2 separate regions of the Mus musculus genome follow, and region 1 is linked to region 2. Evidence: chromatin contacts called from ENCODE Hi-C or POLR2A ChIA-PET data. All regions are on one chromosome and are shown on one strand. The core of a region is the stretch at or near the end of the contact, and the rest is flanking DNA. Distances in the headings are between cores, read along the strand shown. Region 1 has its middle 19 kb from the start of Gm39822. Region 2 holds the start of Ube2b (ubiquitin-conjugating enzyme E2B).

Evidence for each region. A loop is a pair of places that touch in the nucleus more often than their neighbours do. ChIA-PET counts read pairs that join two places held with the same protein, here RNA polymerase II (POLR2A).
Region 1: a loop to region 2 is called in a map of heart, with 4 times the contacts of the local background. The contact joins the enhancer-like site here to the promoter of Ube2b in region 2. A Hi-C loop is called at or near these places in 1 of 37 maps with a recorded cell type or tissue (heart). POLR2A ChIA-PET finds 5 or more read pairs at or near these places in 3 of 5 experiments (Patski and embryonic stem cell).

What each region holds. Positions count from the first base shown.
Region 1 is chr11:51,913,838-51,918,980 of GRCm38, reverse strand. No RefSeq gene overlaps it. Among named protein-coding and RNA genes, the nearest start is that of Gm39822, 19 kb to the right of the region's middle. Within about 2 kb of position 2,186, at least 3 of the 3 ENCODE cell types and tissues checked have a DNase peak (open chromatin) inside an H3K27ac peak, as active enhancers do; they include heart, where a contact is called at or near this core.
Region 2 is chr11:51,997,691-52,002,183 of GRCm38, reverse strand. Ube2b (ubiquitin-conjugating enzyme E2B) reads left to right here and starts at 1,693. Exons shown (of 6, transcript NM_009458.5): 1 at 1,693-1,891; 2 at 4,286-4,366. The coding sequence starts at 1,848. It also overlaps a transcript of Cdkl3 not described here.

The DNA.
Region 1 (5,143 bases), core at 937-3,436, 84 kb after region 2:
CCTTCCTCACAATGAACCTGGTCATCTTACCCTAGCCTGCAAGACAACTGTCGGTGTGTGTGTGTGTGTGTGTGTGTGTGTGTGTGTGTGTGTGTGTGTGTGAGTGTAGCCTGGAGGTTAAACCGTGATCTGCATAGAACAGGCCTACAGAGACACCCATTGGAAAGCCCCAGGGCCATGCCTGGCACAAGGAAGTTGGATTTAGCATCATCTGTCTTTAGGACACAGGTTTCCTGAGCCATTCCCAGTACAGGAAACCCATCCCATGGACTCCCTGCTCAAATTCCCTGCTCTCTTCTCTCCTCTTCCTGGTCTTGGGGACTGACTTCTTCCAGAATCAACTGAGAAGAAGACAGTTTGCCTACAAAGCTGGGCCAGCTGGAGGGCACCCACCCTCATATGCTTGGTCAGAAGAGTCACTCAGTGCTACAACCATCAGCCTTTCCTGGAAGGATGTCTGGTATTGGAATTCTCTCATTTTGCAGAGGCCCTGGGAGATTAAAGTGATTTTTGCCTAAGGTCATGATTTTCTGAGAGGTCCTTTTATCTTAGACAGGGCCAGGTCAAACCGTCTCCACCACAGAGTAGGGTCCCATCTCACCATTTCCTTTTCCCTCCCCTCCTCAGAGTTTCCCATGACTCAGAGCCTCTCAGATCTGCAAATACGGGTCACTGAGACCAAGGGACACACTGAGGCAGGGATGCATGGCAGAGATGAGGAGTGGCTCTCTTTCCGCCTATCCTGTGGGTCTCTAGACATTAAGATCACAGGGCTTAGCAGAAAGGGGTCAAAGGGGATGGAAGTGGGAGAGTCTGGGAAAGTTTCCATCTCTGCAGCTGTCAGAACCAGCCTTCACTTTCAAGCAGACACTGCTTGGCTGATAGCACAGGGGGCTGGGCCTGAGAGGGCATCTCCTCTCTGCCCTCTGAGTCACTTCTTCCCTGGGACACTGTTCATCCCATTGGTGCCTTTTGTGTGGTTTGTTGTTTGTTTTGTTTTAAAACAGGGTCTTACTGTGTAGCTTCAGTTGGCCTGGAGTTCTCTATGTAGACCAGGCTGGCCTTGAACTCACAAAGATCTGCCTGCCTCAGCCTCCAAGTGCTAGAATTAAAGGTGTGTGCCACCATGCCCTGCTACTCCACTGGATTTTGCTTTTTGAACATTTGGAAATTAGTCTCTCTCTCTCTCTCTCTCTGTCTCTCTCTGTGTCTCTGTGTGTGTGTGTGTGTGTGTGTCTTTCTCTGTGTCTCTCTCTCTTGTCTCTCTGTGTGTCTTTCTCTTTCTCTGTCTCTTTCTCTGACCCTCTCTCTCTCCCCCCTCACTATGTAGACCAGGCTAGCCTAATACTCACCTGCTTCTACCTACAGAGCGCTGGGATGAAAGGTCTAGACTAACACTACCTTTCTGTGGCACTGCCCTAGTCTTGACCCCGCCCCTGTAAGAGCTAAGGGTCTGGGCCTATTGCTGAACAAGAAGATCTTAGGTCTCAAAGATTAATCTGTAAACATAGAGAAGGCTATGAGGAAACTCAAGAATGGGGCACTTCTGACACCAAGGCAGGCTGTCAGCAAATGGACTAGAGAAAGCACTCCTGCAGCTTTGATTTTTTTTTTTAGAGAGAGAGAGAGAGAGAGAGAGAGAGAGAGAGAGAGAGAGAAAGAGAGAGAGAGGGAGTTTCTCAATGTTGCTCTGATTATCCTGGGACTTGCCCTGTAGACCAGACTGGCCTAAAACTCAGAGATCAACCTGCCTCTGCTTCCCGAAAGCTGGAATAAAAGGCGAGCGCCACCACCCTGGTCAAAAATAACACATTTTTAAACAGAGTTAGCCCCTAGGCCCCGGGCATCTCCAGGTTCCTGTTTTAGGAAGATAACATTGGGGGTCACCCCCTATCACCTAGCATAGTGTCACTTGGGACAAAGATGTTTTGCTTCGAAACTACAGTCCAGCCACTCAGTAGTTTGGACTCTCTGTGCCTCAGTTTCCTTATCTCTAAAGGAAGGTAAGTTATCACAGAGAGTTCTCCGCAAGTACCAGCCTTTTGTCAGTAACTTCACACAGAAGGAAGAAAACCCTTGGGAATTGCTGTTCGTTTGAGAAGCTGGGCGTGGTGGGCTGGCCTTCCCGGAGCAGAGGGGGCGGGGCGTCCAGACAACCTCCCATCCCCACCCCCACCCCCCCAACCCGGTGCTCTCCGACGCAGAGCTTCCTTGCTGCTGGCGGGAGCTGAGTCACCATGTAGGCTCGCCTGGTATCCTCGTCACTGGACTTCGTAGACCTGAAAGTCCCGAATCTACCCTCCAGGCTAATCCACTTTGCTCTAGGTGCCTCCAGGAATTCTGGAAATGCTCCGAGGGGCCCACGGGTTTGGGGTGTGGAGGAAGCAGAAAGCCTCATTCTCCTCTGTCTAGAGAGAATTCCAGGAAGCCCTTGGGAATCTCCCTGGCACCGCTGGGCACCGAGCCTATCTCTGCACCTCTTATCTCAGCTTCCCTCGGGGGCAAGCTCTGTCTCTACCGAACCCCCTTGAAATGCACCTGCCTCAGAGTTGGAAGTGCTGCTCCAGGCTTAGAGAAGGACGCCAGAAGAAAGGATGCTAGGAACAGATGAATATCAGAGCCTTCATGGGGAGGCCGGCGGCTAGGGCTCCCACTGGCCCCGCCTGTCCTCTCCCAGCCCCCAGGACTCCAGGGGAAGTGGTGGATGGGGGAGGGGAACCAGGCTGACAGATTCTGTAAACAGAGCCGGTTTGGGCCTCAGCCAAGGACTGGGTGTCCTGGCCCAGCCTGGGTGTGAGGCCCATCCGTGGCTCTCCAGGACACCCCGCCCTGCCCAGCTGCCCGGGGGTGCCAGGCCCACAGCCAGCTCCAGCCAGGATGTGTCTGAGTTTTGGGAAATAGCCAGTTCCCTTCTGGGGAATGGGATTGAGCACCGCGGGAGGTGAGATGGGAGGGGCTTCTCCATAAGAAACGTCATTCATCTGTCATTTACAGAGTAAAAAGTTCAGGGATCCAGGCAGCTTAGGTTCTTCGTTTTTCCCAGACGCCAGTGCTGGGTTGTCGCCACACCCCCGTCCCCACCTTCAGTCTCCTGTTTCTTTCCTCTGTTCGAGGTAGAGTCCTAGCTAGAGAAGCTGACCAATGGGTCACCAGTTCTGAGAGAGCTCTTCAAGAAGCGGTCCCACTCCCTGTAGGTTCTTGCCAAATGTGGTCTGCGGTGCCCATGACCTCAGAGAGGCAACTCAGATGGGAGAGGAAGCCCTGGAGAGGGATGTTGGGGGAAAGGAAAGCTTTTGGGGTGACTCAAGCTACAGTGTGAGAAGGGGGGAGTCCCTGGTGGTTATTTAAAGATCTCAGTACCCCCAGCAGGTGGAGGCCGCAGTGGGCAGGACAACTTATATCCTCAAATGAGGACAGGAGTGTCTGTCCACCACCCACCCACGCCCACCCTACCCTCAGGGGGAGGAGAAGGGAGGGTGACCAAAGTCTCCAGGGGTAACCCCAGGACTTTACAGTGAGGATGACTGCTAGGGGATTCTACAGATAAATGATCTATAGCTGGGGATGTACCTCAGTTGTTAGGACACTTAAGGCAGGAGAACCTGGGTTCAATTCCAGCAGTGCATAAAATGGGCACAGTGACTCAAGCCAGCAATCTCAACATCTGGGAGGCAGAGGCTCAGGGTCAGAAGTTCAAACCTATTACTGAGCTATATCCTACTATGTGGGGAGTTTGAGGCCAGCACTAGCTATTGATTCTGTCTCAAAAACAAAACTAGTCAGAGAATGATATGGGAGGCAGGGGCAAATAAATCTCTGTGAGTTCAAGGACAGCCTGGACTACATAGAGGGTTTCAGTCCAGCCAGGGAAACCCAGTGAGAGTATCTTAAAATAAATAAATGAATAAAATTAAAACAAAACTAATGACCCACACCAACAGGCCATTTACTACTGACTTTCTCAGAGTCTTTAACCTCTTTGTCCTCTAGGAGAGAATTGAATGTAGAAGACCCTTTTTCGAGTTTGTTTTTGTTACCTTAAGACAACCTGCACTTTTGTGGGAAAAGGGATTCTCAATTGAGGAATAGCCTCCATCAGAATGGCCTATGGACATGCCTGTGGAGCATTTTCATGATTACTAATTAATGTGGAAGGGCCCAGCCCACTGTGGGCGGTGTCATCCCTATGCAGGTGGGCCTATGTTTTATATAAGAAAAGTAGCTGAGCGAGCCAGGTGGGAAGCAACTACTAAGCAGCAGACCTCGATGATCTCTGCTTCTGTTGCTTTCTCCAAGTTCCTATCTTGGTTTTCTTTGATGGTGGACTGTAAAATGTAAGATGAAATAATCTCTTTGCTGGACAAGTTGTTTTGGGTTGATATTTTGTCACAGCCTCAGAAAAGCACAAAATAGCCTCCTCTCTCCATCCCACCCCCAATCCCCAATCCCTTAGAACTTGTTTGAGTCCCGATTTGTAAACGTGCCTTACTTGCTGGCTCTGGCCCAGATGGAATGAGTGAGTCTATACTCACAGGCACTGAGAAAGCCAGACTCAACGGCTACCTCCTCCAAGGTGTGTCAGCCTGGGCAAAGCCGGGACAAAGAATAGAATGCTAAGAATGAGACTGGTAGGTGATAGGATGGCTGTGATTCCAGCACATGGGAAGCAGAGGCAGGAGGATCAGGAGTCGAAGGGCAGCTTTGGCTACCTAGTGAATTTGAGGTCAACGTGGGCTACACGAGACCCTTAAACAAACAAACAAACAAACAAAGAGTTTGACAGACTTGGAAAAGTTCTAGGTCCTACACCCCCATCAGTTTCCTTCTCAGCTCCAGTCACCAATTCAGCATCCAAGGCTCTCAGTTTTCTGCATGTTGCAGAACCAGTGGTCTTGGTAGATACATACTAATCTGAGGTTGTAGACTATGGCAGGGGGTGTGGCTTGAGGCTGTATATAGAGTTGATTCTTCTACCAAGACATAGCCTAAGCTAGGCCCGGCAAGGCTTCACATGTAAATCCATGAAAAGCATGGGCCAAGGCTGACCTCTGATGTCAAGCTCTCTTCACTTCAGTAAGGCAGCTGGGGGTACATTGCCCAGGGGTTCCTTGATGAGATAGGGTGACACCACTAGGACCTGTGC
Region 2 (4,493 bases), core at 444-2,943:
TGTCTACCCAGTGCTGGAGTTGTGCTTGTGCGCTGCATCCTTTTCAATAACATTTTACAGGGCTACCTAAGGCCCTGGGGTTCTACGGAATAACTCAAAGAGAAGAAACGTAAAGGTAAGAATATTTAACTTTTAGCTTAGTCACATTGTGAGGACACAGCAGCGGCTATCAAGAGTAAGACATACCTGACAATCCTCAAGGTTACTTTTTGGCGGGGAGGGATGAGACGCTCAGGCTGCCTAGGGTGGCTACCATCCTGCTTCACTGAGGCTAGCCTTATACTCCTGATCCTTTCCACTCTCCGAATGGTGGGATTGGCAGGATGCACCAAGACGCTGGGTTCTCAAGGTCATTTTAAATCAAGAGAATTGTTTGAAGGAAGAAGGGATAAGGACAGTGAAAAAGGTTAACCCTTCCTGGTTTCATGGAACCATGTGAAAGAGTGAGCAGTGGAGTCTCATGCGCTTCCCCCTTCTTGAGTTAAAGAATTCCGCATCTACTACACTGTTCCGGTCCCTAGAACTAACAAATCCCCAATACAGGGCTAGAAGCTGAGCACGGAAATTCCAGGAGCCAGCTGGGGGCTGTGGTGGTCAATGCTTCGGGAATCGGCTATGAATCAACCCCCCACACCGCACTTCCGGTCCATTTGGTCCCTCTTTGCTATTGTATAAAGCTTGTAATGAGTTACCTCAGAGTCGAGCTCTAACTCCCACCCATGTCTGCAGGATCTCTCCCCTGATCTGAATCATTTTTGTAGGTTTCTTTGACAACCAGCAGCATTGATATGCTCTAAAATCACACCCACTCACTTCTTGAAAAACACAATTGTGCCCCACCGCAGGCAAATTCACAGATTCCAATTCAAAGACTCCATAGATGGAGTCTTTAAGGTTTGGGCAATCTATTCCACTCTCATTTCTGTATAAATTCTAAGTATGGAAATTCCATTAGCAGGAACAGGCTATTGATGCAAATGCCCTTAATCCCATCTCATTTGCACCGACCTAGCATTCAAAGCCGTTCATTACAAGGCTTTGCCACACTTTCAGTACCTGTCCCACGTACCAGAGTTGCTAAGCCACTTGAAACACAGAATTAAGTCCAGATTTTTTTTTTGTTGTTCCGTTTTAAAAGACTCAGAATGCAAGCGGCTCCTTCCACAATGTCTCCTTTTGCAAAGCCCCAGTACTTTGGGACCAAAAGAATAATGTATGACTAGAGGTGTCAACTCCTTATACTCAAGGACCTGCTTTGTTAGACCTGAAACCAGAGCCAGGCTAGGCCATCACGTGACCTGCTCTGATGGCGTCACAGGCACACGTGGTTCTAGATACTTCGCTCCCTCCCCCTCAGGGGTGGATTGTTGACAGCGGCGCTGGCGGTCACGTGACTTGACGTCACCCCCCCCCCCACCTCCTCTCCTCCGAAATCTCAGGCTCCGGATGCACCACTCTCTCCCCGTCCGGCCGAACTTGAAACTAGCGACGGGGGGAGCGAGGCGAGGTAGCGTGTGGGCTCCGAGGGCGTTGGGCCGGGCCGTGTTCAGCGTGAGCACGGAGCGGATCCTCCGTAGTTGCCCGCAAGCAACAAGCCCGGAAGGCCGCCTTCTGCCCCTCCGGTGCGGCGCGCGCGCCCGCTCGCCCCGCCCCCTCTCCCCCCTCCCGCGGTGGTACTGGCGGAGGGCGGAGGGATCTGGAGGCGGCGGAGGGAGACGTCATTGCAGGGTTGTTTGTGCAGTCTCGGTGGCGGCGGCGACCCACAGTGATTCGGCCGCTGCGCCGGGGGGTGGGGGGGCTGAACGGGACTCTTTTCTTTCAGACTGACCGCGGGGCAGCTGCGGAGCATGTCGACCCCGGCCCGTAGGAGGCTCATGCGGGATTTCAAGCGGTAAGGGCCCTCGTCTTAGCCCAATATGACGGCCTCTTCCCGAAGCCATGGACTGTAGGGCGGGGATTCCGGATATCTTCCTCCTGGTGACCCTGAGGAGGCGGGCAGTGGGCCTGCGGGACCCACGGCAGTCCCGGCTTCCCGGTGGCTCTTACTCCCTCGCTTCATACCTCCCTCTGTCTGGAGTAAAGATGGTCGGTACTACAGCCTCCTGCCCTTCCCCCCCAAAAGTAGGAAGGTGGCCATCGCTGGGCCTAGGTGTCCCAGAGGCCCACCTAGGGCAGATGCAGACGCTTCACCTCCCGCCTCTGCACCCTGCAGTGTCCCCTCCCCAGGTGGTGCGAGTGAGCTGCTCCTGAGGCTCCGGCCTCGCCTGGCGGACCAGTCCAGCTTTGTTACAGGGCCCCGTGATCTCCTGTTGGTAGTGAGAGGTTGGGGTGAATACTGCCCCAAATCTCTCCCTTTCTGCAGTGGTGAGGGTGGGGTCTGCTGCGCGAGGTCCGGAGGTGGTTAGCCCATCCCCCGAAACCCGATCTGCCCCCGCCCACCTGGAAGGACCTTGAGAACTGGCTCGGGAAACCTGGGCCTGGAGCTAGCCACTTGGCCTGCCAGTGCCTTCTGGAACTAAGATCTGGCCGCGGAATAAAAGCCTATCTATAGCCTCCCCAGCCTGGAAAAATGCCTTCCGTCAGACTGGAGCTAATCTGATACTCCACCTGGGCCTCCTTTTGGAAAATAGGGGTTTATAGGAAATGTGGGGCTTGAAGGAAGAAGATGACCTCTCCCAGTTGTTTACCTCTCCTTGGAAACGTACAAGTGCAGAAACAGTAGACTAGATACTAGTTTTCTTTCTGGGCAGACCCGCTGTGATTGAGACAAATCTGTAATATAAAAACTTAGATTTGCCTCTCAGGAAGCAACTGCTCAACTTTCCCATTATAAAGCCCTTTATGAGAGAGAGAGAAAAAAAAGCCCTTTATGAGGCATTTGGAAGCTATTGTCTTGGGACCTGGACAACTTCATCATTTAATTCGTTGCTGATTTTAGCCACACAATTGAGGAATGAAGCAGTAAATTCGTCCCTCTCAGTCCTGTTAGTGACCTAATCTGCTTGAGGTTGACCAGTTTGCCAAGTGTCCACTTAAAAATCACAACATACTTTGTGAGATGGACAGGTTTTTGTTGTTGTTTGTTTGCTTGCTTTTTTTTTGTTTGTTTTTTGTTTTTCAAGACAGGGTTTCTTTCTCTGTGTAGCCCTGGCTGTCCTGAAACTCACTCTGTAGACCAGGCTGGCTCGAACTCAGAAATCCCCTTGCCTCTGTCCCCTAAATGCTGGGATTAAAGGCGTGCGCCACTACTGCCAGGCTGTTTTTTTTTTTTTTTTTTTTTTATTAATGATCTGCCAGACAAAGAGATGTCCTTTTTGGTGCAAAAGTCACCCAATGCTTGAAGTCACTATATTTGATTAGCTCTGTAACTGATACACAAATAAAACTTTCCATTATGGATAATACATTATCTATTATTATTTATCTCTTGTTCATTTTTGCAATTTCTGTACTTGACTCCCAGTTGAGTACAAGGTGCCTTTGGTGGTTTTCCAAGGATCTTGAGGTTACATGAAATTGCTGATGATGTCTGTTGAAAGCATTGTATGGAGGCCTGAGGTATATTTGGCCTGAGAGCAGAGTTTTTAAAATAGAGCCTGCTGGAAAAGCTAGCTGGAGCTTCTGACTACTTTAGAAAGGCACTGTTTGAAGCACAGGCCATGAAGTAAGACTTGCTTTCTAGTTAAATTGAGGTTTTTTGTTTTTTTAAGTCATTTAGTGTATAGAGATTTCCTACATTTTTGTGTTGTGTAGTGTCTGTAGTTAGGACTGGAGATCCTTCCATGATTAAGGTACGAAAATTGTAAGTTTTTGTTGTGTTTGGTTTTTGTTTTTTGAGACAGGGTTTTTTTGTTTGTTTGTTTGTTTTTTGTGTGTGTAGCCCTGGCTGTTTTGGAACTCACTCTGTAGACCAGGCTGGCCTCCAACTCACTCACCTATGTCCCAAGTGTTGGGTCCAAAGGTGTGGACAACCACTACCACCTGGTAGTTGCAGGTTATCTAAAAGTATTTTTCATTGCTAAAATTGTAAACTTTGAGTGGGTTAAGAGGGTACTCTGAAAACGAGTTCCTCAAGAGACCATATCTTAAATCTTGCTGTTTGAAGAATTTACAGATCTGGTAGTATTAATACGAATATTAACCTGGTTGATTCATTTAGATCGTAACTCATTTCAGCTCCAACTATAACAAGTCAGTCTAGCTAGTCTGTCAGAGTAGCTTCAGGAGAGTCTGACCTCACTGGCCTATATGTTCAACTCTGAAAATGACTACTCTGGACTTCTAGATTGCAAGAGGACCCACCTGTGGGGGTCAGTGGCGCCCCATCTGAAAACAACATCATGCAGTGGAATGCAGTTATATTTGGGTGAGTTGAGCTAGGGATTGCTCAGAAAAGGTAAGTAAATAAGCACTGGGGAGAGAGGCTGAGGCCGATTCTGAAACTCACTTGTGTGGGGCGGGGACACATCTTTTGAGAACCCTGGGCCTCCTGT